Linked DNA regions of Homo sapiens: all the other regions are linked to region 1. The links are chromatin loops, found by intact Hi-C in ENCODE. Cell type or tissue: PC-9. All regions are shown on one strand. Links, peaks and the distances in the headings refer to the core of each region. The heading gives the core; the rest is flanking DNA.

Region 1 (10,707 bases), core at 3,086-8,085:
CATATGCAGGCAAAGATGATGTTAAGAATACAAAGAATCACAAAAAGACGGAATTCATTAGATGAATCTGTTTGGCTTCAAAAGCTAGAAGCTCAAAAGTCTATCTCCTGCTGACTTTATTTTTCTTTCAACTTTTCAATGCCATTGCTCCTGCCTGAACAAAGGACAAGAAAGTCCAGTCTCATCCCAGAATAGATAGAAGAGCACAGAATAGACAGAGCTATACACCACTGCAGGACTAGAGATTTTTCCTCATGCTAGGCAGGGTAGGGTAGAAAGAAGAGAACCCATCAAAGCAAGAGTTGGCTAATTCCCCCAACAAAACTAAATTAACAATATTAGCCCAAGTGAGGAAGCTGAATCTTCTCAGGGTGTTAAATTAAACAGTTTGTTCTGTTTTATATATTAAAGACCCATGTGTAGTTTATTGTTTTTGTGGAGTTAAATGAATTCACATGTTAAATTAAAAAGGTCGGGGGAGACAGGAGATTTTATTTGTTTCTAGTATTATTTGGCAGAGTATAAAAGTCCCTGGGCTTAGAATTGGAAGGCTTGGACTCAAATCCACACCCTTCCTGGTACCAGCCAAGTGCCCTTGGGCAATTACTCAACCCATTTCCTTCACTGGTGGTTGTGGCAGCCCTTCTCAAGCAGAGTTGGGAGGCCTTAGTTCCCTTACCCAGCGGTTCTCCAACTAGTGTGTGCTCAGAATCACCGGGAGGGCTGGTTAAAACAGTACTGGGACCAATCCCCAGAGTAATCAGTACAGCCTGAGAATTTGCCTTTCCAACAAGTCCCCAGAGGATGCTGATGCTGCTGGTCTGGGGGGCACACTTTGCAAACTAATGTTCTGTGGCATTCATTGTGAACGAATTTTTCTCCTATGAATCTAGAAAGGTACTAGCTATGTATCATCCTTGGGAGAACAGAGAAAATAAATCACTCAAATAATTTTCTGTAAGACTATTTTCTTATGAAACACAGGCTGGTTATGAGGATTAATGGAGAGAAAAGCAGAAAAGCTTTGAGGTGTGTTCACAACTATAAGGCAGCATAAAGATCACTATAATGATCAACAGTCAATTGATGGATTCTTCTTAAGTTTGTTCTCCAATTTAGTTTGACATTCTTGAATTTCTTTAAGAGCAGTGGTTCCCAAACTTGGGCCATGCATCAGAATCACTGGCAGGATGTGTTAAACACAGATTGCTGGGGCCCAACCCCAGAACCTCTGAGATAGCAAGTCAGGGGGAAGACCTGAGAACCTGCATTTCTAACAGGTACTAATGATGCTGTTGTCCTAAGATCACACTTTGAAACCACTGATCTATTCATCTCAGCTTTCTTTCTCTTTGGCTTTGCTACCTTCTAGTCCAGGGGTTGGCAAATTGTATCACCTGTTTTTTAAATAAAGTTTTATTGCAACACAGATGCACCCATTCATTATTGCATGATCTATGACTGCTTTCAAGCTACAGTGGCAGGGTTGTGTCATTGCAACAGCAACTGTATGGCTTGCAAAGCCTAAAATATTTACTGTTCAGCCTATTATAGAAAAAGTTGGCCAATTTCAGCTCTAGTCTTTCTCCTTTCCTTTAATCATAATATTTATTAAATATCTTATACTTAAAAAGCATTTAATATATATTTTTGTATTTTGTCATCACAATCATATAAATGAATTTTGGGTCTCTTCTACCTTAGAGGGATGAGTAATTTGTCCAAGGGCACATAGAATCTGAGTCAGGACCAGCTACATAGTTTGTGGAGATCAATGCATAATAAAGTTGTGAGGCCCCTTGTTCAAAGATTAAGAATTTCAGATAGCAAAAACCAAGCACTAAACCAAGTGTGAGATCTTCTAAGTGTGGGCCCTTCATTACTGCCAGCGTGGAATGCCCATGAAGCCAGTCCTGAGCTGAGTGGTGAGTCCAGTCCTGAGCTGTATGGTCCCAAGGCTTGGAGCTCTCTCCTACATGGCTGACCATACAGCATGGCCAACATGCACTGGCCTGAGGAACTATTGCAGTTTTATTTTGGAGACAGAATTGCCTTCCTTTCTTGTTAAATCACCAGGACCCCTTGCAATCCCCGGTTATGATCTCCTTTGGGGAGGAATGCCTCTCTCTATTCCCCAAAAAAGTTTGGTGTCTGGAAATTACTCGACAAATGTGACTATTTATTTAAAAATTTACTTCCTTTGTTCTAGAGAATATTTAGAGAATATCATTTGTTCTAGAGAATATTTAAAATGGCTTTTCAACACATCATTGGTGGAGTAGTGGATATTAATAAAGGCAAAAGCATAGAAAGACATTGAAGGAATTATTGTTTTAACTCTACAAAAGGAACAAAAAACGAGCAATAAAAACATTATACCTTATCTCACTGTCACTTAAAAATTCATGGAGGACCCCAGACTAGAACCCAGTATCTCCCGATATGAGACCCAGGGCTGTTTTCCAAACTTAGCAGAGAGTATTTCCATTTGGGCAATCCCTCAGTGTTGAGGTATAAGTGACAGCAGTTAAAAAACACATGGAAAGCCAAGCCAGAGATCATTTTAAAGAATGCAGCATCTCATGTTATTTGATCACTATATTCTCTGAGCATTTAATCCTCTCAAATATTTTACAATCACTTCCTTTAATTACAGAGAAAACACATTGGAGTGATGTGGGTGCTCGGGTGTGTCCCCTCCTGTTTCCTTCTTTCTGTTTAATCAAGAATTTGAATCACCTTTCAGCTTCCTAATCCTCTAATCCTAAAAGGAATTTACTCTGCTCCAAACTCTGCTTGGCAAGACTGTACAGTAGAACTCGAAGCCCTTTCATGAAGACTGGGAGAAGGGAGAGAAAATCCTGGAGGCAGCCTTCCTGGCTTCCTTCCCCAAACTCAGGAAATTGGGGCCCCTTGAGAGAATTGTCTTCCAGCTAGCATTTGAAAATACACATCTGGAAGCCCTCCATCAGATTTACCTGCAGGGCTTATTAAAATTCTAACTTTCTAGGTGGCTTCCATTCTAGCCACGCTAAATTAGAAGTTGGAGACAGAAAATTTGTCTATCCATCTATATCTCTCTATCTATATTTAAATTTTCCCAAGTGATTCTCCTATGTACCATAAATTGAGACGTGGCTAGCCATTCACATCCTCAATGTACATTCACTGTATAAATATATTACTTCCAGGAAACCCATTGGTGCTTAATAGTGTAACTCAATTTAAAGGTCATGAGTTATAAATATATAGAATCAAGTAGTGGTGTGGCTAAAAAGACCTTTGATCAATATGGGTCACTGCTGTGGGATCCAGAAAGAATGTGGAGGAACAATGAAACAGGCATCTCTCTATGGAAAGGTATGCTGAGTTACAAGCAAAGAGCCCTGAGTGAGTTTAGAGTCAGGGTTTCCATTCCTCAGAAGTCTGGGCACTATCACAACAATTACCATACACACCTACCTTTTTAGGACAGCTGATACTTCCAGTATTCTGATTTACTGTCTCTACTGAACACTCTCATATACTGGAAGTCTCAATACTTCAGTAACCAAGGTTTACCAACTCAACACTCCCAGAAGTGCACTAAAAATCCTCTATCACACCACAGGTCTGTATTTCTGGCTTGATGAATGTGGTCACCATAACCAAGAGAACAGCCCAAAGCTCAGATTGTCTTCCCCCATTAGCACTAGAGCTGTCTTCCTCCATCTAAAAAGATGGCCTCGTTTTGCCCCTGCACAGCTGCTCTTGTTCATATGCTGCCAGTTACACGGCTGCTCACTCTTTTCTATTTACCTATTCTCTGAGAGCTGGAACAGCATTTCCTAATTTTCTCTCCTCTCACAGACGCACCTGCAGTGTTTCCCACACAACTCAATTAATGCTATAAACTGGTAAAAGATGATGGCCCCTGCTTGATTCGAGGAACTCATCAGTAAAATGAGCCCGATGTGTCCCAGACCACATGCTGGGAGGAATACGAATTTGTAACACACCTTCTCATCAGCCCGGGTCGCTAAATAGGGCAGACTTTATTTTTTTTTTGCAGAGCCTCCATATGTTCGACTCACATGGATCAATAGAAGCACCATATTGTCTTCACAAAAGCTTCAGATCCTCACCCTTTCTAATATACAGAAGGTCCAGATTGTTTTTTCTCAAACATAGGGATGCCCCGAAGCTTCAGCTGACAGCGTGGGATAGGGAAGCAGCCCAAGTGAGTTATGTGGCCACAGACTGTGGGCCACACCTCACCAATTTGGGTTTCAAATGGCCCCCAAAGGACCCCGCAGAACTTAAAAGCAGAGAGATTCAGCAACTCTGGAGCGCAAATGCAATCTTAACCTCTATCGTGCTTTTCTGCAACAAGGCAGAAAATCAAAAGTGAGGAGTGCACAGCTGCCCCACCAGAAGCGAAGCAAAGTCTCAACAGGAGTGAGTCAATACACTCTGGGCGACAGCTGGGTAAACATTTCCGATCAACCCTTGCAGTTTTGATAGAACCCTGTGTGTGTGTGTGATGGTACAGTTGGGTGGATTGATGGCTGCTTAAATATCTGTAATCAAAGAGTACAGAGTAAGAAGGACATTGACAAACTGGAGAAGATAAACAGAAACACAAATAATGGTGGTTATCAAAGAAGAAAGATATCATAGGAGGAAAAATGAGGATATTTAGCCTGAAGAGTCAAAATTTGGATGTAGGGCTGGGTGTGGTGGCTCACACCTGTAATCCCAGCACTTTGGGAGGCCGAGATCATCCTGACCAACGTGGTGAAACCCCATCTCTACTAAAAATACAAAAATTACTTGGATGTGGTGGTGTGCACCTGTAGTCCCAGCTACTCAGGAGGCTGAGGCAGAATTGCTTGAACCCAGGAGGCAGAGGTTGTAGTGAGCCGAGATGGCACCACTGCACTCCAGCCGGAAAAAATCCAACAAACAAAACAAAACAAAAAAACTTGGATGTAGAGTGGGGAGGGTCAGGGATGATGTCTGTCTTCAAATACATCAAGGGCCAAGGCACAGAAGAATAATTAGACTTGTACAATATGCATAATTCCAGGAAGAGACTAATGATGAAAGTAGCTGGGAAATAGATTTCCGCAAAATATAAAATGTTTTCTGAAAATCAAAAATGTTCAGAAATAGAGAAGCTGCTGGAAATTTAAGACGAGACAGAATGTCCTTTTGTCAGAGAGTCCTTTATGATATGGGAAGTTAGAACAGTGGACCTCCAAGCCACTTTCCAATACCAATTCAAAGATTGTGTGCTGAGACACTGCCCCTAATCATCTCCCAATACCACCCCTTTCAGCCCACCTGTCAGGGGTAGGCAATGAAGTAACTGACAACCGGCAAAGTTAAGAGGATCAAATGTTACAGGTATGCAATACCCAGGAAGCGCTGCTGTGGCTCTAGATTCCTCTCCAACATTTTCACTGAGGGAGTGATCATGCTCCTATCAGGGAGTGTGTGTAAGGAGGGTGGGGTGAGCATGCGGGCATGGGGAAATGATTTTTACTTTGCCATTTCACTGTTACATCAAATCCCCTTTAAGAAGGTTTTCAGATTTGCCTCTCGATGTTAATAAATAGCTCATAATGCAAAAAAAGTGTCATTTTTTTTCTTTGGTTGAAATAAATAAAACAAAATATTTAATTTTTCCTGAAGAGAAGTCATTTAGTTCTCAAATTGCATGCTAAACCCAACATTGTTAAGTTAATAAGTCATCCTAAAATTCTGAGCCACCTGTCCAGTGGGAAGAAAAGATAGTAACTTATGAGATTACATCCTAACACCATTGCCACCTTCCCACTGGGAGGCAGCATGGGGTAATGGAAAGAGCACTTCTCTGTGAGTCCAACTTCCTGCTCCAACAACTTGCTATGGTACGTTCAGCAGCCATTTCACTTCTGCTGTCAAAGGTCACTGCCATTTTCTAACTCAACCATAATCACTCAACAGAGAAGACTGAATACCACTTGACTACACAATTATATTTGAGGACACACACTCAGGGAAAATGGGTTCAAAATGCATAGTACTCTCTACAGCTCTTAGATTTTCCCAATTCTCAATAACTTGAGTATTTGATGTGAACTCATGGTTTTTCAAACCCACCCTTCCTTCCTTCCTTCCTTCACTCCCTCTCTCCCCCCTTCCTCCCTCCCTCCTTCCCTCCCCCTCCCTCCCCCCTTCCTTCCTCCCTCCCTCCCCCTCCCTTCCTCTCTCCCTCCCCCTCCCTTTCTTCCCTCCCCTCCCCTCCCCTCCCATCCCCTCCCCTCCTCTTCCCTTCCCTTCCCTCTTCTCCTTTCTTTCTCTGCTTTCATTTGCTTTTTCTTTTCTGAGACAGGATTTTCCTCTGTTGCCCAGGCTGGAGTGCAGTGGCATGATCATACCTCACTGCAACCTTGAATTCCTGGGCTCAAGTGATCCTCCCACCTCAGCCTCCCTAGTAGCTGGGACTACAGGCACATGTGACTGGCTACTTTTTTTTTTTTTTAAGTTTTGCAGAGATAGGGTCTCGCTATGTTGCTCAGGCTGCTTTTGAACTCCTGGCCTTGAGCAATCCTCCTGAGTCAGCCTCCCAAAGCAGCCACGGTGCCCAGCCTCAATTAAGTTTTCAACAGTGAATTGGACTTAAATTGTCTTCTGTTTACAATGGCTGAAATCCATTTAAATTCTCTTGGTGGTCCTTTGTTGATTCCTGGAGATTTTTGTACTGTACTTGCCTCATTCCTACACATACTTTAATTGAATAAAATGGGAGAATGCATTTTCCCAAGTGCCTAAAGTGACTGTGGAAATAACCAGGGAGAGTTACTATTTTCAGTCTACAACATATCATATTCAGATACATATCATTGTGGACATAATGAATGGGAATTCTATATACCTATAATTAGTCAACATAATTTTCTTTTCCTCCTTATATAATGATTTTTATCTGAGCACCAAGGGGGTCCTTTAACATTCAAATTAAACTTCATGACAATCCAACAAGCCCAATATTACTACCTCAATTAAGGACATTGCTACATAGAAGGGTGAAAAAAAAAATGATCCAAGTAAGATGATCAGGAATACACATCCCTGTTTACTAGGGAGGCAAACTGCAAGTCTCCTTTGGGAGGAGCATATAAAACAAATTTATATTTACAATCGCTTCCTGCACTGCTGGCTAAATTGAAGTCATTTTGCCAAGATTCACTCAGAAAAAGAGAGTACCATTTCCTGCATTCTTTGGCTGGTTCTGGCGAACAACTTGGAGAGAGGGGAAGTGACCTGCTTGAGGTGATGAGTTAGGAATCTATGAGGCTGCTGAATGGAAACTCAAATGAAATTGGAATAGCTTTTTGTTTTTTATTTCAGCCCTCAGTCATCTCTTTTCACTCTAAGGTTCTTTGCTTGAACTTTCTGCTTAGTTGCAAGTTGTGCTCTTACTGGCTGCAGATCAAGAGTGGAGTTTTAAAACTAAAGTGTCCCCTCCAATCCCTGTTTAACCTTAGCATAAAGAAATGGACAAAGTTTGGTATATACAATAGATAGGCAGCAACTCTCAAACTGTTTTGACCGTATGAGAGAGATAAGAGATACACTTTTCATCATATTCTGTACACACACACACAAATAGGTATTTTTGTGTGCATTTTACACATGTTAAAATAAGAGTTTAAAGAAACAAAATTTGCACTTACTCTGTATGATGTCTTTTGATATTTCTCTCTCTCCCTCCCTCTTTTCTTTTTTCCTTTCTCTTGCTTATATTGACCCCCTAAATTGAATTCATAATGGGTCATGAATCTCAGTTTGTATAAAAGCAAAACAAAACAGCTTATATAAAGTTCAAAAATGAAAGACTTGTTACCACTTCAGGAAGGCCACACCGGGGTGAGGAGAGAACATTGATCTATCAGCCAGGAGACCGAGGTTCAATTCCTGTTGACTACTAACTATGTGCACCAGCTAGAAAGCAGGGTGAAGGGTATGGGCTGAAGAGCCTGTGTTTGCATCTCACCTCTCTCAGTTACAAATTGTGTGAATTTAAGCAAGTTACCAAACATCTCCACGCTTCCATTTGCACATCTTTCAAATGGAGCATTCATAGAACCTACCCCCAAGGGTTATTATGAGCATTTAGTGAGTTATTGTAGGAAAATTACTCAGAACAGTTCTAATGACTGGCCTTTAGTCAGTGGCCAGTAAATGTTATCTAGTACTACTTTAAATTGAGGTGACAGGATCTGTTCTAACCCTTGAAACTTTTCATGTAGGTTGCTCGTTCTTAAGAAGATGAGAAGGAATTAAATGAGGAGAAATGAGTCACAGTTGTTATGGAAAAGGGACTGTTAATGTCATTTGACCACAAGCTTTTTTTGAGCTAACAATGGTTGCTAAAATAGTCATCATAATCCTAGATGGCAGTAATTGAAATAAAAAATCTCAATAGAGGCTGCTAACAATCACCCTATATTGGTCAGGAAACATTTAATATACTGTTATTAAAGTCATGGAGCTACCAGAAGATTTGATTGCTTAGGGTCATGGAGATGCCAGAAATCTATTCTAGGAGAAGGTGAACAGAGCTAGGAGGAGATGAAGACCATATTAATAAAGGCTTGGTTGAGAAAATGAGAGGTGTTTAGCTTGGAGATGTGAAGATTTAAGGGAGTTCTGATAACTGCTTTCAAATGGTTGAAGTTATTGTGTGGATGAGGAAGAAAAATTATTATGTAGCAGTTACAATAAAACCAGTAGATAGAAGTTTCAATAAAATATATTTGAACTCTATACACAGAATAATTTCCAAACAATAAAAGCTGTCCAGCCACAAAATACATTACCTGGCCAACAGAAAGCTCTCCATCACTGGAAACTTTCAAGCAGAGACAAGATGACCTACTAGGTATGCCTAACTGATTTTTTGAATTGGTAACAAGATCAAATCACAACCTATTTTAGAGCTAAAATTCAACACAATAGCACAGGTAAATGGGCTTTAAAAGGCCTAAGCCATGTACATATGCAGGTGACATTATGTCAATGCTGTCTGCACCTGTCTGCACCACCTGGAGTGTCTGTTTAAGTCCTCAAAAACACATTTTGCTTCCCATCCTTAATTCCCATATAAGGCCATTCTCTAAGTTCTATTGCAAAACTTGGGCAGCCATGTAGCTCTCCACCAACGAAACAGCTAGGCCTTTGTGCAACTTCTCATCCATAGTGGAGAGCCAGTGGAATTTTATTTTTGTTTTGCTTACTTCTCTTTCAGCCCTTTAATAGCAAACAAACAATTTGGAGATAATTTAGGCTCCAAATAAACTCCTCACTCCTCCTCTCATGCCCAAAAACTGTCAAAATGTTTGAATGTAAAAGGATTATTCAGGATTCATTTTATAAGACATTTGAGCTTAATTTCTGTTGTTTCTTCTCAAAGTAGAGCACTTCTCCTCCCCTCAACTTTTGAGTCTGGGTTTCTCATCTCGTAGGTGGGTTTGATGAATATATCTGTTGATCATGTGCAAACTCCTTTGAGAAAATAAAAAGCAATGTTCAAACGTTCAAAAATAATGTCTTTTACAGTTCCTATTTCAAGACATCTATGACAAAAATCTCTGTGAAAGACATGTGACCTAAAGAGGAAAAAAATGCCTCCATTATACAGAAACTAAAATGGTTTGGCATTTGTGAAGCAGGACTCTGAATTGGTCAGATAAAGACGGAAAGGAACAGTAGAAGACTAAGCAATAACCCAGGAAATCTGAAAGGTATTTACAGCCAGTTGAGATCATGCAGGCCTCAAATACATTTTTTTTTCAGGAATAGAACATTTGCAGCCTGAGTTAACAGCATAGTTACAGTAGTCTTGGCTCACTTTTGTGGAACAGACTCACCCATGATGACTTTAGAAGCTGTGGCTGGTGCAAAGCCCCATTATAAGACTTTCACTCATGCCAAGGTTGGCTTATAATGAGGCCCAATATAATCCACCTCTGTCCTATATTCAGAGGTAAAATCTAAGCACTGCAGTGCCTTACAAGCAATAGGTACTTAATAATGTTTGCTGACTGAATGTGTATAATAAAATGTAGATCAAACCTAGATGATCAAATATATGAGTGCTTCTGTTTCATTTCATTTTGTATTGATGTGCCCCTCTGATATGGTTTGGCTGTGTCCCCACCCAAATCTCATTTTGAATTCTCACGTGTTGTGGGAGGGACCTGGTGGGAGGTAATTGAATCATGGAGGCAGGCCTTTCTCATGCTGGTGTTGTGATAGTAATAAGTCTTACAAGATCTGATGGTTCTATTAGGGAGAGTTTCTCTGCACAAGCTATCTCTCTTTATCTGCTGCTATCCATGTAAGATGTGACTTGCTCCTTCTGCCATAATTGTGAGGCCTCCTCAGCCACGTGGAACTGTAAATCCATTAAAACTTTCTTTCTTTTGTATATTGCCCAGTCTTCAGTATGTCTTTATCAGTAGAATGGAAACAGACTAATACCCCTTCCTTGTCAAATGTTTTAGCATTTAGTGTTTGCCAAGAACCCTAGACTTGGAATCAGAAGATCCATGTAAATTCCAATCCAGTTTGGTCACTTACTAACACTGTGAGCTTGGGCAATTCATTTAATCTCTCCATCCTCAGTTCCTTAGAGTTAAAAAACTTGAATGACAGTAACTGCCTTCATGAGGTTGC
Region 2 (10,707 bases), core at 2,293-7,292, 69 kb after region 1:
GCCTTGTGTTACCCAGAACCAATAGTAACAATAGCCTTCATTTATAGAACATGTATATGGCACCAGACATGAAGAGTGTTCACCTTATATTACCTTACTCACTCCTCTTCATAACCTGAGGCGATAAGTACAATTATTTTTTAATTATAAATGAGGATTCTGAGTCATTTGGCTCTTAACTATTTGTCCAAGTTCACACAGCTAGTAAGAGATGGAGTCAGAACATAGTATTTTCATTGTTAGTCTTATGTTTGAAAATCATGAATATCTGAGTCTAATGTAATTAAATGTCAAACTTTGGCAAGATCATTGAAAGTCATAATGGTATCTAACCCAAAGGAAGAAAAGGTCAGCAATGTTTTCAAGAGTTAGGAATAAACCTCATGGAAGAGATGGACCTTTGGAGGGGAAATTCTGAAACTTGCTAACCTTAGATATCCCTTAATCACATGTCTGGTTTTATACAGGATAGTGGTAGAAAAATCTCTGGGAATCTCTAGGGAAAGTATTATGTCTAAAATAATCCATGAAAACAAGTCAAACTGAGCTCACTGTCTATGCTACACTACTCCACATCAGTTGAGGCCAACATAAGAACGGTTCATCATAGGCAATGTTCACAAACAGGCCTCTACTGGATTTACAAAGTTTACAACTGTGCTTATTTGTCCTTTTTTAAAAAAGAGGATTGCGAATAAAAACAGAAAAGAAAAGACAGCTCTATACAAGGCCTTCAGCACTCTGGGAAGTCACTGAGCAGAAAATTGAATTTAAGTTTCTCCAAATGATACATATTCCCCATCCTCCCAATGCTTTGTGGAATGATCCACTCCCTCTATAAGGCAGTCATGAAACCAAGGAAACACTTCAAACTGGAGAAAACACAATGTACTGTTTTGTGAATCCAGACTTTTGGAATCAATTCAAATTCTCAATGTATAGGGTTTCTACCCCTCCCCTCCCCCAAATAGTATACAGTAACCTTCAGTCTTCGTGCAACAGAATGTTTAAAACTTGTGTGTGGTTTTCCTGTATTCACTGTTTACAGAGGATGAGAATAAAATTGTATTCTGGCCAAGGAAGCAGAACAGTATCCCTAGTAACTCTGCTCTCTGAGAGCTGTCCCACCCAGCTTCCATCTGATCAAATCCCAAAAGTTTGCACTGCACAATCAAATAAGCAGAAACACCCTTCGTATAGGCAAAAAAGAGACAGGAAACTCCTCAGTGCAATTAGAGGACTTCCAAACATCTCCCCTACACATCTTCCCTTAGCCTGAAATTCTCCCTTTAGAGATGCTGCCAAGATTTTATAATAAAAGATGTGTAAAATTACATTCTGGAAAGAGCCTTTGAGATCTTCTAGGCCAGTCCTCAAATTGTATGGTTGAGTAAAATACCACCTTACATAAGGTCACTGTTTTGCACAAGAATTTAGTTTTTAAACTGCAGCAGCACTTCCCAAAGAGACTGTGTTCAGTAAAATGCTGGTCCTTTCTGACTTTGGGTCAAAATAAACGTCCCATGGTCAAATTAGTTTGGAAAATGCTGTGTGGATTACATCACCTCCCCTCTTCTCCCTTTTGTGGATTCTCAATGAAGATTAGTACACTATTAAAGATTCCAATAAGTTCTACCATCAAGAACCCAATTATTTAGTTTTTTTCCCCAAACTTATTTACCTACTTAAATTTTTTACAATATAATTTTTACTAACATGCAGAGGAATGAGTGCCTCTGTGTAAACCATTTGGAAAGTATGACATTATATCATAGTGTGTTCTCTCCTTCATGAGAAAAAGACCTCAAGAATACTATTTTATACTGATTCACATTAAGTTATTTAGAACCCATCAAGTCTCATTTTCCCCCTGACAAGAAGGGTTAGGCAATGGTAAATAATGTGGATACGTAGAAGGATCTGAGACATGCAAAATATACTTTGACAACAATCTGGCCTTGAGCATGGCCAAATTTTATAAGTGGGACTGTGCCACATCAAAGAGATTAAAGACAAGGACTCAATCAACTGACCGCTTTGCCCCTCCGTTATAGAATTTCATCCTGATTTGATTTTTAGAAATCTTATTTGCACCAGACCACTAATTTCTACTATAAGGTTCCTTTCCCACATTTTTTATGAGCAAAATAGCAGACACACAGTAGGTGCCTAATGATGAGTTGAGATTAAAAATGTCATGTTGCCGAAACAGAACTGATCATGGTCGGCCTTCTTCTTGATGGAAACCAGGATATAACTAGACTCAGGATTTCATTTTACTAATTTTTATTCATCTTAAGCAGTTTATTTTTTCAAAAAACATTTAAGTATTTTCCGTTGTTCAGCTGACTTACAAGTCTAAATAAACTCAGTTTAGATACACTTTATCAGCAAAATTTCGTCTTTTCAATAGAATTATACTTGACCAAAAAAAATTATTCACAGGCGTCAATGCAATAGGGCAGATCAGTAACATGTATACGATGTTCTGAGCTTGCAATCTTGAGAAACAAGAAGGTACACCAACAACCAAGTTTATAATAACACTTTAACGTCTAATCTGCGGATTCAGAAAACCCACATGGACCCAAACAGGGCTTGTAGTGGGAACCATTTCTCTTCACTCTAAGTCACTCCCACCATTAAATGGAGATTGACCTTAGGGAATTGGGAAGGAAACTTTCACTGTTTTTCACTCTTTTCCATTTATCTGGTAGATGTAACCAGAAAAATGTCTTGTCTTAGCATGAGCTACTTAACAAAATACCACAGACTGGGTGGCTAAAACAACAGAAATTTATTTTCTCCTAGTTTTAAAGGCTGGAAAGTCCAAGATCAAGATTATAGCAGGGTGTAGTGTCTGCTGAGAGCTCTTTTCCTAGCTTGCAGACAGCTGCCTTCTCCCTGTGTCCTCACATGGTGGAGAGAAAGCAAATGAGTTCTGTAGTGTCTCTTCTAATAAATGCACTAATCCTATCAGCTCAGGGTTCCACCCTTATAACCTTACTTAACCGCAATTACTTTTTCACTCTGAATACAGTCACATTGGGAGTTAGGGCTTCATTGTCTACATTTGGGTGGAAGGGAACACAATTTCCTCCACAGCAGCCCTGTAGATACAAAGCACAAGTCAGCAGAAGCTTCTTCTCTTTTTGTCTCTCCTTCCATCATCCACCCCCTTTCTGTACGACCCTTCATATTATACAGGATAGGAAAAACAGTCAATGTTCAAGAAATAATTTTCAAAATAATTTAAAACAGATTGGAATAGATAAAAAATATCTCATTCCCTCAGCTGCCCCTGAAATCACCATATTCAAAGAGACATCAAGTTCAGTAGTATCTGAATTTTCATCTACTACATTGAATAATGACTGATGGTTCAAGAACCATTGCCAGAGCTGTCAAGACAGCACATGTGGCAGCTCACAGATCCTGAGTCCCTTTGTTTTCATTGCCATGTGACAAGGCCATGGATAACCTGTTTCACCGCATTTCAACATAACGGAACTTCCTAACTGGAGATCCCTGGGGCCCTGTCAAGAACAATCAGCTACATAAATTAGAGACCACTGTGCTGATCTTTTTTTTTTAAACCAGTGACTTGAAGACAACAAAGGGACATTTCAATCATAGTTTGAACAATGGCAATATTAAGTGCATAGTGTCACGAGAAGAACACTTTGAGAAGTGAATACATTTATGTGAATGTATAATAAAGTCAAGTTTGTGTTTTGAAAAGCTAGTCTCTTAATCTCTCTTGCTTTGGACAGCAGTGTTACCACCTTTCTTAATTTCAGATCATCAATAAAAGGTTCTGAGCATGACTAGGCTTGAATAGGCACTGGTTGGCCATATTTTGCTTTTCTTACTTTTCTTCATTTCCCACCTAGGGAACTACAGGGAAAGTGTGGGTACCCATGGCAGAGCTGGTTGAAGGCTTAACAGGGTCAACAAATGTGGCACGTGCAGAGTGTACAATACTAAACCTGTGCCATTTTCAGAGACTATATTTTGACTATAATGCTTTGATCGCCTAATGTTTCTATAAAGTATGCAGTTTCTCTTTTGGTATGAACTTCCTCACCCAAGAAGAATAAGGTTTGTTAACTCTAGCTGAAAATGCCAGTCCTCCATGGTTTGATTGATAAGGCTAAGGCCCAATATACCTGCATCTTCCCAAACCCTAGCATAGGGGCAAACCACAAAAGACCGTCAATGATATACATTTGATAGTGAAGATGTATATGTTGCAATGAAGAAATGAGTGAATGAGCTATCATGGGGGCTGTCTGACATGTCAGCTCAATATTCAGAACCGACCTATTCCAAAGTCTAAGAACAACAATCAATATAATTTCTATTAAGAAATTTAGAGCAAAGAGAATGAACTGAATAACACAAGCGTGTCTCTAATGACACGTCTATGGGCAATTCTAGTCTAGTGAGGAAGGGGATGCAGTTAGAATCCAACTGTCCCACCATCGTCACAAGCTTTTGTTTTTGTTTTGCTTATTTTTCTTTCGGAAACTATATTGGGAAGTTCCTTAATTAGAAGCTCCCTGATTTCCTACCATAGAATCTAGGAGAGCATTTTTTTACAAGTTTCTTTTCTTTAAAAAGAAAAAGACATTTGTCATCAAATAGAACATGTCATCACCACTAGTGAGCCCTATGCTTATGCTACCACACTGATTGCATCATGAACTGAGGTACTTCAGTAAGCATTTCTGGGGCCAATCAAGTGAGGGAGAGAAGCTCTCCCATGGCATTCTTAGCCTGCATTGGATATAAAGAAGAAAGCTCAAGAAACTGTAGTTTCCCTCTGTGGCCCTTTTGTGGGCCCAAAGCAGCTATTAAGGATCCTTGGTGTTCCTGGATTATGTGCTAAACAAACCAATGTTTGAACCACAGAAGGGCCAGGCTGAGGCTGGTCTGGTCTGCAGGGGCCTCCTTTGTTTGGGGGTTGGAATCATTCCTTGGTTCCTTTTCACTACTCCTCCCCACCCGCAGCTCCTTCCCCTCTCCCAATTCATTCTTTAAGAATTTATCCTGCTGCTTCTTTAACTCAGCATGTGTCTGGGCAGATGTCCAAGAACGCTCCCTTCAACAACGACAACAACAGGAACAGGAAAAAAAAAATCCTCCACTTCAATTCAGTCCTCCCTGCTCTTGCTAGCTCTCCCGTCTCTCTCCTGGCTTTTAGCAGCTCATGATTGATAATGCCCCCAACTCTCTCACCCTGGGACTCCACATGCCTTTCTGCTGAACAACACCTTCTCTGTGAGGCAACCTGGGAGCCCAGCCACTGGGCCCTGGAACCCCCTTGGGGTCTTTTGAGAGAGAAAAAAAGAAAGGCCAAAAAGGGGCCCTAGATGGGGGCAGACCCAACAGGTACAAAGCCACCAAAGAGCTGAATGCAATGAGCTTTTGTGCGAGGGCCAGGGACTGACGGAGGTGGAGAGAGGCAGGAGAGGCGAAAAAGGGGTGAAAGGGCAAGAGGGTCTTTCCATACCTCTTTGCCACCCATTTCTTTGCCCCAATGAATGAGAAAGGCAACCACAGTGAACCTCCAAAGGACCAAGTATATTTTGAACCAATGAAAATCATTACACTAGAACTTTCCTTTGAACTCTATTGGCCTCTGTTGACCTTCCTTGAGAGACGACATGACATTTTCAATCACATTTAGTTACAAAAAGATTCATCTAATATTTATTGAGAACCTACTAAATTCCAGGTATTATGCAAGTCGTTTGCTTATGCATTTAACTCTTGAAACATCAAGGTACTAGTCACTCTTTATTAGCAGATGAGAAAATCGAGGTGTAGAGAGATTAGTTCCCTTATCCTGTATCACACAGTTAGTAGGTGACAGTGTTGGGAACTGAACTCAGGTCTTGTAATACCAAGGACCATACTTATTCCGCACTACTCTGCTGCTACAGTAAACTTTGAGAAATAAAAGAAAGACTGAATGAAGAGCTCCCGGCAAAGACAAGGACATTATTATTATTCTAGTATTTTTATTTGTACTATCCATTAATTCTGCATCAAGAAATCTGCATCATCCATAAAACTACTTTTCTCCTTTCTCATCAAAACTATCTTGGAATACAAAGGTCAGGTGAAGATTGTCCCAATGTTGATAAACCACATTATCTAATTTTACTTTATAAATGTTTTCTTGGATATCCAATTTAACATTATATCCTTTACATTTCAAGAGGGGCAGTTTGAAAGCCTTTGTCTTTTTTAAAACTGCTCTTAAAAAATATTATCTACTATATAAGAGACAATTCTTTTTTAAAGATACTTTTAGAAAAATTGTGTGCCTTTTTCACTGGATGAAAAAATATTCTGATAGATAAACCTGTGCTCTCGGTTAAACAAAAACTGTCATATAAGATGGATCCCTTCTCTTTCTGGCTTCCAGCAAACACAGCCCACATCAGTCCTCCATGTAAAAGATCAGAGCCTTGAAGGAGCCAGGTAGCTCCCAGTCCTTTTAGATAATCTCTGCTTTGCTTTCCCCCTAATTGCTGAATTTTTATTACACTTGTAAACCTCTGAAATTCCCTTGGAAACAGGCAAGACATAACTCTAAGATCTATCCCAGTCTAACTCCAAGTCTAGCACCATAACTTGAAACATTAACCTTAATGCCCCCAGGTGGGGATAGAGCAGAATAAGATACAGCAAGTTCCTAAGCAGAAGTGAAAAAAGTAACTCTATATGTTTAGGTGAATAATGTGCAGGAGAATCTGCACTCCACTCTACCGGGAGCAGAGGTGGGAAGCAGCTACTCCAAGTAAGAGCAGGAGAGGAGCAGTCGCCATGGCTGCAGCAAGACCAAGACTTTGCTCCTTTATCTTCCTGCTTCAGGATTTCCCTCCCTTACCTACTTGCTACGATGACCCACTCCCTTTCTTCATCTGCTTCCCTAGGCAATCACCACTTCCTTCCCTTCCTATTGCTCTCTTTCTTCTGCCCTCCATTTTCCTTCTCTTCCCATCCCCTTCTTTTTTTCAATTGCATTAAAAGGGCAATTCCCTGGGGAAAAGAAAAAGAGGAGACAGCCAAAAGGTTGTAACTTGTCATTTAGAAAATTATTCTGCTAATGTTGAATATTAATGGGTCTTTTAAAATGAAAGATACACACCTCTGGCAGTGTTATGTTACACCGTCAGAAATATAGAGGCGCAATCAGGAAATCCATCAGCAAATACCTTTGGAGCATTTACTTTATGCAAGAACTGGGTTAGTGAGGTGATATTGTTAAAATTATGAATAAATTTTAATGTGGACCCTTACCACAGAGAGAATAGAATCGAGTGAGATATACACATATGCCACATTCAATAACCCAAGTGAATCATACAAAACCCTATATAGATCCCATGTTATGTGCAGTAAATAAGCAGGTATCAGGGTAGAGTGCTAGAGACTAGATGGGCACCACCGAACTCTCAGAGGCAGGGTGCACTGTTGGGTGGGCTCAAGGAAGGGTAGCTTGAGATGAGCTCTGAAGGATGGTTGAACTTTGCAGAGAAGCAGCAGAAGAGAGCTGCAGCCTTAAGATTTATGCCCCTGCCCTACCCCCACCAAACACAGACACATAACACAGATGCATATGCATGCACACACACACAGGCAGCCACTTCTCAAGTCAAGGTAACTGGTCTTAAGATTTGGGCAGGAGTGAAAAGAAGTTTGAATGGAGGTTAGGGTGAGAATGAGTAATGTCTCCTGTCAAGACACTGAACAGTCATCCTCACAGCCACCTGGGATTACTGCCATGGTTGGTATGAAGCCAAAGTGCTCATACATGAAGGATTCACCAACTATTGTTTTCTCTTAAATTCAACTAATCCCATAACCAAATGGTTTTAACCTCACTGCTCACCTCAAGAACTTACCACAACTAAGCAGAACAATGAGGGTGGGAATGAAAGGAGTAAAATCATTTCTTATTTGTGAATCAAGGGGACTGATCTCACAGATCTTTGGCTCTCCTATATATATCATCCCCCTTTCTACTGCTTTGCCACTTTAGCTAATAAAGATTATTTCTATTTCTTTATTGCACAAAAGCCCCAGGTCTCATAAACAAGGGGTCTGCTCTGCATCGAGGTTTGAACTTCCTTGACCTGAGCATAAGTCCTGTTCTAGAATATTTTTCTCCCGGTATGTGGGAGTCCCTAAGTCAGCAGCTCGTAAGCCTGAATAGAAGTGAGTCCTCATCACAGAGCAAGTGTTTTCAGCACCAAATGATAGAGCTAGGCATAAGAAATAAATGCCACCTATTTCCTGCTGAATCATTTATTTGCTTTCTGAAAATATAACTGCTTATTGTTAGAGCAGAGAGGGAGAAGCTATCATTGGTTTTTGTTTCATTTGGTATTTTCCTTCAGATGGATGAAAGCATGGATCTTTTTCACTAGTATCACCTGTAAGAAAACAAATCCAGGGATATCTATTTCTTTTTATTCTGTTAAATGCTAAAAGCTTGCAAGTAACCAGTATCCACTCTAAGATTTTGACTCTGCTGGATATTTTGTGTAAGCAGTAGTCTATTTTAATTAATAAGACATGAAGAGCTAGGCAAAGATAAATTCTCTCTTATTCCTTTTTTTTGGAGAAGTCTCACTCTATCGCCTAGCCTGGAGTGCAGCAGCATGATCTAGGTTCACTGCAACCTCCACCACCTGAGTTCAAGTGATTCTCCTGCCTCAGCCTCCTGAGTAGCTGGGATTACAGGCTAACACCACCACATGTATTTTTTGTAGAGATGGGGTTTCCCCATGTTGGCCAGGCTGGTCTCAAACTCCTGACCCTCTGGTGATCCGCCCACCTCGGCCTCCCAAAGTACAGGTGTGAGCCACCGTGCCCAGCCAATTCTCTCTTATTTCTATACTCCATTGAAAACAACTGTAATTGTTGACTTTCAACTACATGTATATGTGTACTAGTGGGGAGGTGAGATTGGGGGCACCTAAGTCAGAGGCCCAGGTTTTCAATAGTGGAATAGCCATTGTCATATGCTACCTGTCAAAACCATAGCTTCTCCATGTAGCTGCCATAGGGAGCAAGTTTCAGTTCAGTATCTTTAGCGGAGGCAGTTGAAGAGTGAGGCTAATTGGTGAATAGGGTTAGCAGAACGAGCTGCAAAGAGTTGCAATCTAACTTCTAACCTAATCATCTACGCATCTTCCCTATGGCAGGTGGTTAATTTCTAAAGGAAATTTTGGGATGAACAGCTAAAGAATTTAAACACCCTTTACTCCATGACATTTTGATTGGATCTTATTTGCCAGTCAGTGGTTAAATGTCAACTATCAATAATTTTAGAAGGCAAATTTAAACTGATGAATATTTATGTGCAAGACACCACTAGATGGTATGAAAAATAAAGAAGGGGATAAGACATGGTCACTCTCAGAAACTTCTAACTTCCCAAATACTGCCTGGACTGCTGATGATGAAGGACTTAGGGATAGACCACACTGACCTTCAATAACTTTCTTCTCAAAATGGGAGTGCTTGGTCAAACTAAAGAGCTACAAATGAAGACAGCAAACATTCTCCCTAAATCAGACATGGAATTCGTGTTCCAGACTGGATTATTCCATTCTGCAGAACAAAAGTCACTGTTGTACAAATAAACAGAGTCACTCAGTCAACAAATGCTGATTGAACACTAGCAGGAAATCAAAGAAATAAAGGGAGAGACAAGTGAGAATTTAATCAGTAGAGAGGAATATCCTTTAAATAATGGCTTCAGAGAACCCCAGCCCCTTCTGCCTTCCTGCTCCAGCAGCACCACACAAGAGGGGCTGTGCTGTCACAGATGTGGGGTACAGCTCTTGACAGCAGGCGTTCCTAGCTACGGACAGCACACAAGTCCCCAGGTACACCAAGGAGACCCAGGTCCTTGCTAAACAGCTCTGATTCTGAGGAAATTCTTTTGAATACTCAACTGAAACCTGCTTCTTTGTAGCTTCCACCCATGAGTCTTTCTTTCCCGCTGCAATAACAGATATTAAGGAATCAGTCTATGTTGATACATTCAACTACAATACAAGCACTTATTTAACACTCAGCTGTGTGTCAGGAACAGGGGATAGGCAGGGGTATATAAAGTCTTTGAGAAACCAGGGGGAGAAGAAAGGTACATAAACAAGACAATAAAATGGAATTAATACTCTGTTAGAAGGATGCCTAAAGAGGCATGGGTCCAGCCATGGGTGAGGTAGTGACCATTCTGCACAGGGGAGAAAGTGCCATTTAAGTTTAGAAAGTCTCTGGACAAGCCAATTCTGAAAGAGCATTTGAGGCAGAGGTAGGGCCCCGCAAGGATGTATAGGGACACAGAAAGACAAAGAATGTCTGAGGAAATCCAGGAGACTGATGTGACCATAATGACAGATGCAAAAGGAAAGAGACGCACCAGCAAGAGCCTCAATTCCACCTTCCAGAGTTTGGATTTAATTCTGTAGAGGACAGGGAGCCAGTAGGGCCTGTTAAGCAATGCCTTTGCTGGAAGGTGGGCAGAGAAGGAGTTAACGTCCTGATTTCACGTATGAAAACAACAGTGGCACAAAGAGATTATGCCTGAGGCCACTCAGCAAGAGAGGTCTGGAACACAGGTCTTCCTACCCCCAACCTAGACTGCTTTCCACTAACCCATGCTGTTTCCAGAGTCAA
Region 3 (10,707 bases), core at 3,651-8,650, 550 kb after region 1:
GCCCAGCCGATCAGTAGCATTTCTACATGCCAACAATGAATAATCTAAAAAAAAAAAAAATAGCCTCAAGAAATAAAATAACTCGAAATAAACCAAAAATGTGAAAGATCTCTATAATAAAAACTATAAATATTGATGAAAGAAATTGAAGAGGATACACACAGAAAGGAAAGATATTCCATGATCATGGATTGTAGAATAAATATTGTAAAAATGTACATACTACCCAAAGCAATTTATAAAGTCTATGCAATCCCTATCATCACAAACTGGTGCCTGTCAGAAGATGCGATGAGGGGAGGGAGAGTATTAGGAAAAATAGCTAATGCATGCTGGGCTTAATACCTAGGTGATGGGTTGATAGGTGCAGCAAACCACTATGGCACACGTCTACCTATGTAAAAAACCTGCACATCCTGCACAGAACTGGAAATAAAAAATTAAAAATTAAAAAAAAAAAACTATGGTGGTCAGAATGCAATGGCATGACATACTAAAAATGCTGAGAGAAAAAACCATCAATCAAGAATTCTACACTCAGCAAAAGTATTCTTTGAAAACGAGGGAGAAATCAAGACATTTTCAAATAAACACAAAAACTGAGGTAATTCATTAGTAGCAAATTTGCTCTTCAAAAACTACTCAAGGAAGTCTTTTGGGCTAAAATGAAAGGTCAATAGACTGAACTTGAAACCCCATGAAGAAATAAGGAACACTGGTAAACATAACTATATAGGTAAATAGAAAGCACAAATTTCTTTTTGTTTGTAACTCTTTATCTGATTTGAAATATAACTTTATAAAGTAATTATAAAAAATACAATAAAATACCAATGACAGTGTTCATTGAAATAAAAAAAAATCCTAAGTTATATATGGAATCACGAAAGACCCAAAACAGCCAAAGCCACAAAAACAACAACAAAAAGAAAACTTCAGGTATCACATTACCTGACTTCAAATAATATTATACAGCTGTAGTAATCAAAACATCATGGTACTGGAATAAAAACAGGCACATAGACCAATAAAACAGAATAGAGAACTAAGAAATAAATCTATAACATATATAGTGAACTCATTTTTTATAAAGGTGCCAAGAACATACATTGGGGAAAGAACATTCTCTTCAATAAAAGGTGATAGAAAAACTGAATTTTCATATGCAAAATAATGATACTAGACCCCTATTTCTCACCATATGCAAAAATCAAATCAAAATTCATTAAATCTAAAACCTGGAAATATAAAACTACTAAAAACGAACATTGGAAATATTCTCCAAGACACTGTTCTGAGCAAAGATTTCTTGAGTAATACCTCAAAAGCACAGCCAACCAAAGCAAAAATAGATAAAAAGATTAATATCAAGTTACAATGCTTCTGCACAGCAAAGGAAATATTCAATTAAGTGAAGAGACAACTCACAGGATTGGAGATAATATTTGCAAACTATCCATCTGACAAGGGATTAATTATAAAATATGTAAGGAGCTCAAACTACTCGATACAAAAAAACCTAATAATCTGATTTTAGAAATGGGCAAAAGATCTGAATAGCTATTTCTCAAAAGAAGATATAAAAATGGCAAACAAGTATATGAAAAGGTGCTCAACATTATTGATCATCAGAAAAATGCAAATTAAAACTATAATGAGGTGTCATCTCACCCCAGTTAAAATAGTTTTTATCCAAAAGGTGAGCAATAATGAATGCTGGCAAGGATGTGGATAAAAGACAACCCTCATACGCTGTTGATGGAAATGTAAATTTGTGCAACTACTATGGAGAAAAATATGGAGATTTTTAAAAAAAACTAAAAATTGAACTCCCATATAATCCAGCAATCCTACTACTAGATATATATCCAAATGTTAGGAAATCAGTATATCAAAAAGATATCTGCACTCCCATATTTATGTTCAGCAATATTCATAATAGTCAAGATATGAAATAAACTTAAGTGTTCAACTGCCAAATAAAGAAAATGTGGTACAAATATACAATGGAGTATTATCAATCCATAGAAAATAATGAGATCCTGTAATTTGCAACAACATGGATGGAACTGGAGGACATTATGTTAAGTAAAATAAGCCAGGTACAGAAAGATAAACATTTCATGTTCTCACCTACTCATAGGAGATAAAAATTAAAACAATTGAACTCATGGATAAAGAAAGAGTAGAATGATGGTCAGCAGAGGCTAGGAGGGGTAGCGTCTGTGTGGGGGGCATGTGGTGATGATTAATATGTACAAAAATACAGTTTGATATAATGAATAAGATCTAGTATTTTATAGCACAACATGATGACTACAATCAACAATAATGTACTGTACATTTAAAAGTAACAAAAAAAGTATAATTTGACTATTTGTAACACAAAAGATAAATGCTTGAGCCAATGGATAACCCATTTACCCTGATGTAATTAGTACACACTGTATGACTATATCATGTATCCTATACATATATATACTTACCATATACCCATAAAATTAAAAATTAAAAAAAGAAACTTATAAATACATTTTTATACCTTTTGCTGTGGTTCCCACATCTGAGCATACCTTCTAAGAGAGTAATTTTAAAAAGTACAAATGCTGTAGGTGTATATGTAGATATTAAAATGTTATTTATAATGGCAAAGATTGGGGTCATCTGTGACACTGGCAACAGAGGAATGTTGGATACATTTTAATACTGTGTTTCTCCATGCACCATCTAACCAAACACTTAGTGTATATCTGTAACAGACAAAGATATTTTTTAAATCACAACTTCAATATCTTATCAAAACCAATACAATAAAGGTCATTTAGAAATATCTTTAAATCACTTAATACAAGTCTGTTTTAAATTTTCCTTAATTTTCACAGAAATATCTGTTTAAATCAGGTTCCAAACAAATTTTATGCATTATTGTTTAATATCCCCCTAAAGTCTTTTTAACTTTTAACAAGCTAAAACTGACCCTGTATTCTGTATCGTTTTCTTCCAAATGCCAGTTAGTTATTCAAAAATCTGGGTCATTTGTCATATAGAATTTCCCACATTGTATTTGGCTAACTCTTTGTGGTTATCATTTAACATGTTTTTCTAAGCTTCATTTTTTCCTGAAAACTGGCAGTTGGATCTAAAGCCTTAGCAAGATAAAAGCTTATTATTATTATTTTTTTACTCCAGCAAGAGCAAGGCAGAGATGGTACTGTATGCTTCATATTGCATTATATCAAAAGAAATGAAATATTTTCTTTTCCTACCTTTAGTAACAGTAGATTTCAATGATGAAAGTGGAATTCATTTTTAAATGAAGGTCCCAATTAGCTTTCATCTGAAGGGTTAAACAGCCATTCATGACTAATACCTAGATCCACTGTTTCTTTATTTTCTTTCTATTTTTGTTGAGGTAGGGTCTTTCTTTTGCCCAGGCTGGTCTCAAACTCATAGTCTCAAGTGATCCTTTCACTTCTGCTTCCCAACTGGCTGGAATTACAGGTGTAAGCCATGCCTCCAGCTATTATTTCATTAGGAAAAAAATTATATAACAATCTTACTTCATTTATAAGCTGTATTTATACTACAAAGAATAACTTTTTATTATTCTCTTTCTGGTTTCACTGAAATACAATCCACGCAGAGTAAATACATGATATTTTCCAATTTTCAGAATAATGAGTTAGTTCCTGTGAAAACCCCAACTTTGATGAGAATTTTTAAAAGATCATGAACACATGTATTTTTAATGTTTTGATGTGTTTCAATTCATTGAAGTTATTACTATTTAGATAGTTATGTTTGGCCCCTATTTTTGGCCAGTAAGCTTCCCTAAAAGTCAATTTGTATGTCCTTCTGACATTACCCCACACTTTGCATATCTCTTGGCTTTTAGAGACAACAAGATAACCACACTCATTTTGGAGTTGTCTTGCCCTAGAGAGGAACTACAGTCTCTTTCATTCCAAATTTTGGCAGAAGAAGAAGAGTGTTTCATACTGGTGTGTCTGCAGGCTAGGAAGAGGGAAGAGTCTGAAATTGGGAGTAGGGGGAATGGAGATAATGCTCCTTCTGTGGATTTCAATAAGAACTGGCTCTGTAGGGGGTTTCTCTCTGTGTATTTCTTTCTGTTATTTTTTGAAAGCCTAAGGGCTTTCATCACTGACTTCTTGAATGATTATGTCACATTTATCTCACTACTTTCTAGTTTGTTTTTACTAAATTTGAAAAATAAAGTTTGGAGCCAGAAAGCACTTTTAGCCAAGAGTCAAAACACTTGGATTCTCAGAACCTGCTAACTATGTGGCCATAGACAAAACCTAAAAATGCTCTGGCTCTCATTTTTTTTTCATTTACAAAATGAGGATTATAATAAGTGCCAACTTAACTTTCAGAAAAGATGTGCAAATATTACTAAAGCAAAAGTGGGATGTCTTCAAAAAACACAAGTGTACAATTGTGTATTGCTTAATGACAGGGATACACTTTAAGGAATACATTGTTAGGTGATTTCATTGCTGTGCAAACATTATAGAGTGTACTTTACGTAAACTGAGATGGTACAGCCTACCACATACTTAGGCTATATAACATAGCCGATTGCTCCCAGGCCACAAACCTGTATAGCATGTTGCTGCACTGACCAGTGTAGGCAATTTTATTTATTTATTTATTTATTTATTTGACAAGAATGAGACTTTAATCAGTTTTAAGTGGAGTTTATAGTGTATGCAATTTTAACACAATGTTAAATATCTGTGTATCTAAACATATCTAGATGGAGAGGACAGAGCAAGATGGCCTAATAGAAGCCTTCATTGATCATCCCTCCCATAGGAACACCAATATAACATCTACACAAAAAAGCACATACACAAGAATGAAAAATTATGTGAGGTATCACAATACCTGGTTTTAACTTCATATCACTAAAAGAGGCACTGAAGAGGGTAGGGAAAACAGCCTTAAATTACTGATGCCACCCTTCTTCCATACTCCCAACAGTGGCCATGTGGCAAGGAGAATCTATGTGTTTGGGTGAGGGAGAGTGTGGTGAATGAAGTGCTGCTCTGTCACAGCAGAAAGGAAAACATGGCTAAACTCAGCTGATGCCTACACATGGAGGGGGGATCGTTTAGACCAGCTTTAGCCAGAGGGGAGTTAGCCATCCCAGTGGTTGAATTTGAGTTTTGGGAAGCCTTGCCCATGAGGGCTAAGGGGCTCTGGGGTCCTAAATACGCTTGAAATGCAGTCTAGGCTACAAGGACTTGCAATTTCTAAAAAGTCCTAGCAGCATACTGGGCTCAGAGCTAGTGGATATGGGACATCAGCCAGGGTGACTAAGGGAATGCTTGTGCCTCTCCCTCGACAAACCCAGGCAGCACAGCTTGCAGCAACAAAAATGACTCCTTTATTTTACTTGAGGAGAGGAGGAGGGAAAGAAGAGTAAGGGGGACTTTGTCTTGCATCTTGGTTACCAGGTCAGTCATATTAGGATAGGGCACTGGGAAGAGTCATGAGTCCCCCATTCCAGGCCCTAGCTCCTGAACAACATATCTAGACATACCCTAGACCAGATGAGAACTTGCTACCTTAAGGAAAGAAGCCAGTCTGGCAGGATTAATCACCTGCTGACAAAAATGCCCTTGGGCCTTGAAGAACCAGCAGCAATACCTACATAGTTAGTCATGGGCCTTGGGTGAGTCTCTGAGATATGCTGGCTTCAGGCACCAGCTTGGCCACATTGGGTAGAGCACAAAGAGGGCTATTGACTTCCCTGATTCTAGGCCTTGGCTCTTGGGTGGCATTTCTCAACATGTTCTGGGCCAAAGGGGAACCCATTGCCCTGAAGGGTGAGTCGCAGGCCTGATGGCTTCACCACAGGCTGACTGAAGAGCCCTTGTGGTCTTTAAGTGAATATCTGTGATAGCCTGGTAGTACCTCTCTTGAGTCTCTGGTGGTGGTGGCCACGAGGAAAGGCTCCTCTGCCTGGGGAAAAGGGAGGGAAGAGTAGGAAAAATATTATCTCATGGTTTGAGTGACACCTTAGCCTCAATACAATAGAACACCAGGCAGATTTCTAAGATCTTTGATTCCAGTCCCTGGCTTCCAGACAGTACCTGTGGACCCACCCGGGGACTGAGGAAACTCACTAACCTGATGAAAAAGACAAGCCTGGTTGGTTTTGTTACCTGCTGATTATAGAGTCCTAGGGCCTTGAGCAAACAGAAGCAGTAGCCAGGTAGTGGTTACACTGGGCTTTGGGTGAGACCAAGTGCTGTGTTGGCTTCAGTTCTGACCCAGTGCAGTCTCAGTGGTAGTGGCCACAGAGGTGTTTATGTCTAGCTTCAGGCAGCTCAGCAGATAGAGAGAGACTCTGTTTGTTTGGGAGAAATTAAAGGAAGAGAACAAGAGTTTCTGTTTCTGTCACTTTCAACTTTTCCCCACTAAGTATAATGTTGACTATGAGTTTATCATAGATGGCTTTATTACCTTAAAGTATGTCCCTTCTATGCCGATTTTACAGAAGGTTTTAATCATAAAACGATGCTGGATTTTGTCAAATGCTTTTTATGCAGCTCTATTGAGGTAATCATATGATTTTTGTTTTTAATTCTGTTTATGTGGTGTATCACATTTATTGACTTGCATATGTTAAACCATGCCTGCATTTCTGGTATGAAACCCACTTGATCATGGTGGATAATTTTTTTGATATGCTATTTGAATACTCGCAGTCAACTGATCTTCAAAAGAGCAAAAAAAAAAAAAAAAAAACAACAACAAAACAAACAAACAAAAAAAACATAAACTGGGAAAAGGCCCCCCTATTCAACAAATGATGCTGAGATAACTGGCAAGCCACGTGTGGAAGAATAAAATTGGATCCTTATGTCTCACCTTATACAAAAATCAACTCAAGATGGATCAAAGACTTAAACCTAAGACCTGAAAACATAAAATTTCTAGAAGATATCAGAAAAACTCTTCTAGACATTGGCTTAGGCAAAGAGTTTATGACGAAGAACCCAAAAACAAATGCAACAAAGATAAATAGATGGGAGTTAATTAAACTAAAAAGCTTCTGCACAGCAAAAGAAATAACAAGCAGAGAAAATAAACAACCCACAGAGTGGGAGAGAATTTTCACAAACTATGCATTAAAAAAGGACTAATTACCAGAATCTACAAGGAACTCAAACAAGTCAGCAAAAAAACCCAAATAATCCCATCAAAAATTGGGATAAGGACATGAATAGATACTCTCAAAAGAAGATATACAAATCACCAAAAAGTATATGGGAAATGCTTAACATCACTCTTTATCAGGGAAGTACAAATCAAAACCACAATGAGATATCACCTTACTCCTGTAAGAATGGCCATAATCAAAAAATTAAAAAATAATAGATGTTGGCATGGATGTGGAGAAAAGGGAATGCTTTTACACTGCTGGTGGGAATGTGAACTAGCACAACCAATATGGAAAACAGTATGGAGACTTCTTAAAGAACTAAAAGTAGATCTACCATTTGATCCAGCAATTTCACTACTGGATATCTACCCAGAGGAAAATAAGTCATTATATAAAAAAGACACTTGCATATGCATGTTTATAGTGGCACAATTCACAATTGTAAAAATATGAAACCAGCCCAAATGCCTATCAATCAACAAGTGGATAAAGAAAATATGATACACACACACACACACACACACACACCATGGAATACTACTCAACCATAAAAAAGAATGAGATAATGACATTTGCAGCAATCTGGATGGAGTTGGAGACCATTATTCTAAGTGAGGTAACTTAAAAATAGAAAACCAACATTGTGTGTTCTCACTTGTGAATGAGAGCTAAGTTATGAGGACACAAAGGTATAAGAATTATAAAATGAACTCTGGGGACTCGGGGGGAAGAGTGGAGGGGGAAAGGTTAAAAGACTACACATTTAGTACAGTGTACACTGCTTGGGTAATAGGTGCACCAAAATCTCAGAAACCACCATAAAGAAATTATCCATGTAACCAAACACCACATGTTCCCCCAAACTATTGAGATTTTTAAAAAAGACAAAAAAAATTAAGATAACACAGAAAAGGAATTCATAATTCAATTAGATATATTTAACAAAGAGATTGAAATCATTAAAAAGAATCAAGCAAAAATTCTGGAGTTGTAAAATGCAACTGACATACTGAAGGCATCAGAATCCCTTATTGGCAGAATTGATTAAGCAGAATAAATAATTAGTGACCTTGAAGAGAGGGTATTTGAAAATACACAGTCAGAGGAGATTAAAAAAAATAAGAATATAGCACACTTACAAGATCTAGAAAATTCTCTCAAAAGATCAAATCTTAGAGTTATTGGCCTTAACAATTTATGGGTTAACCCATTATGGGAAGGGGTAGAGAAAGAGATAGGGGTAGAAAGTTTTTTCAAAGAGATAACAGAGAACTTCCCAAACTGAAGAAAATATATTAACATTCAAGCACAAGAAGTTTATAGAACACTAAGCAGATTTAACTCAAAGAAGACTACCTCAAGACATTTAATAATCAAACTCCCAAAGGTCAAGGATAAAGAAGGATTCTAAAAGCAACAAAATGAAAGAAACAAATAACTCACAAAGGAGCTGCAATATGTCTGGAAAGTTTAAAGGCCAGGCAAGAGTGGCATGACATATTTAACTTGCTGAGGGAAACATCTCTTAACACAGAATGTATCTGGCAAAAATATCCTTCAATCATGAAGGAGAAATAAAGACTTCCTGACAAACAAAATCTGAGGTATTTTATCAACACCAGACTTGTCCTATGAGAAACACTAAAAGGAGTTCTTCAATCAAAAAGTAAAGAACATTAATGAGCAATAAGAAATTATCTGAAAGTATAAAGTTCACTGTAAATAGTAAGTACTCAGGAAAACAGAATATTATAACACTGTAATTTTAGTGTGTAAACTACTCTTAAGTAGAAAAACTAAAAGATTAACCAAGCAAAATAATAACTACAACAACTTTTCAAGCATAGACAGCATAATAAGATATAAGAGAAACAGCCAAAATTAAAAAGGGGAGAGATAAAGTGTAGAGTTTTTATTAGTTTTTTTTTGCTTGTTTGTTCATTTGTTTATGCAATATGTGTTGTCTTCAGTTTAAAATAGTAGGATATAAGATAGTATTTGCAAACCTCATGGTAATGTCAAATTAAAAACCCTACAACAGATACACAAAAAATAAAAAGTAAGAAATCAAATCATACCACCAGAGAAAATCACCTTCATTGAAAAGAAGGAAGGAAAGAAGGAAGAGAAGACCACAAAATTACCAGAAGAAAATGGTTATTTTCTTTTAATGGCAGGATTAAGAGTTCTCACTTATCAATAATAAAGTTGAATGTAAATGAACTAATTTCTCTGATCAAAAGATATAAAATGGCAGAATGGATTAAAAAAGAAGACCCAGTGATCTGTTGCCTACAAGAAACACACTTGATCTATAAAGACACACACAGACTGAAAATAAAGAGATGGGAAGAGATATTCCATAACAATGAAAATCAAAAAAGAGACAGAGTAGCTATACTTATATAAGAAATAATAGATTCAAGTAAAAAACTATAAAAAGAGACAAAGAAAGTTACTATATAATGATAAAGGGGTCGATTCAGCAAGTGGATATAACAATAGTAAATATATATGCACCCAACAATGTAGCTCCCATATATAGAAAACACATATTATTAGAGATAAAGGGAGAGATAGGCCCCAATATAATAATAGCTGGAGATGACAACACATCACTTTCAGCATTGGACAGATTTCCAATTTAAAAAATCAACAAAGAAACATCAGACTTAATCTGCATTATAGATCAAATGAACCTAATAGATCTTGACAAACATTTTATTTTGTGACTGCAGAACACACATTCTTCTCTTCAGCATGTGGTTCATTCTCAAAAAAAGACCACATGTTAGTACACAAAACATGTCTTAAATTCAAAAAATTGAAATAACATCAATCATATTCTCTGGTTACAGTGCAGTAAGACTAGAAATTGATAATGAGGAATTTTTGAAACTACACAAACACATGCAAATTAAACAATATGCCCCTAAATGACCAGTGGGTCAACGAAGAAATTAAAAATAAAATTGAAAAGTTTCTTGAAACAAATGATAATGGAAACAAAACATATCCAAACCTATGAGATACAGTGAGGGCAGTACTAAGAGCAAAGTTTATATCTATAAGTGCCTACATCAAAAAAGTAAAATAACTTCAAATAAATAACCTAACAATGCATCTTAAATAACTGGAAAAGCAAAAACAAACCAAATCAATAATTAGTAAATAATATCAGAGCATAAATAAAATTGATATGAAAATACAAAAAACAATGAAATAAAAAGTTAGTTTTCTAAAAAGATAGACAACATTAACAAACCTTTAGCCAGATTAACTAAAAAAACAAGAAGAGACCCAAATAAACATAATTATTGATGAAAAAGGAAACACTAAAACTGATACTAAAGAAATTCAGAAAATCATTAGTGGCTACTATGAGCAACTATATGACAATATAATGAAAAATTAAGAAGAAATGGATGATTTTCTAGACATATGCAACCTACCAAGATTGAACCATGAAGAAACCCAAAACCTGAATAGACCAATAACAAGTAATGAGATTG

The links. A loop is a pair of places that touch in the nucleus more often than their neighbours do. Peaks named below come from ENCODE experiments on the same cell type or tissue, not always from the same donor. Only the 100,000 strongest peaks of a DNase experiment are listed, where the experiment ranks them.
Region 2: it touches region 1 in a loop (2.2-fold over the local background); 8 of 110 quality-filtered maps call a loop at or near these places.
Region 3: it touches region 1 in a loop (7-fold over the local background); 2 of 110 quality-filtered maps call a loop at or near these places.

What each region holds. Positions count from the first base shown.
Region 1 is chr18:44,890,758-44,901,464 of GRCh38, reverse strand. The region is part of intron 3 of SETBP1 (SET binding protein 1); the gene reads right to left. Among named protein-coding and RNA genes, the nearest start is that of MIR4319, 74 kb to the left of the region's middle. RefSeq lists a silencer at 7,087-7,381. In PC-9, for the core only: a CTCF peak has its summit at 5,830 (motif pointing right); a DNase peak (open chromatin) is centred at 5,844.
Region 2 is chr18:44,821,059-44,831,765 of GRCh38, reverse strand. All of the region lies in intron 2 of SETBP1 (SET binding protein 1), which reads right to left. Among named protein-coding and RNA genes, the nearest start is that of MIR4319, 140 kb to the left of the region's middle. RefSeq lists an enhancer at 3,842-6,246. In PC-9, for the core only: no CTCF peak of the experiment used is centred there; a DNase peak (open chromatin) is centred at 5,085; H3K27ac peaks cover 1,174 bases.
Region 3 is chr18:44,337,004-44,347,710 of GRCh38, reverse strand. All of the region lies in intron 2 of LINC01478 (long intergenic non-protein coding RNA 1478), which reads left to right. LOC124904291 (a long non-coding RNA gene) reads right to left here and starts at 6,376. Exons shown (of 2, transcript XR_007066348.1): 1 at 6,192-6,376; 2 at 4,681-5,988. RefSeq lists an enhancer at 5,387-6,586. In PC-9, for the core only: no CTCF peak of the experiment used is centred there; DNase peaks (open chromatin) are centred at 4,560, 5,360 and 5,730; H3K4me3 peaks cover 606 bases; H3K27ac peaks cover 3,111 bases.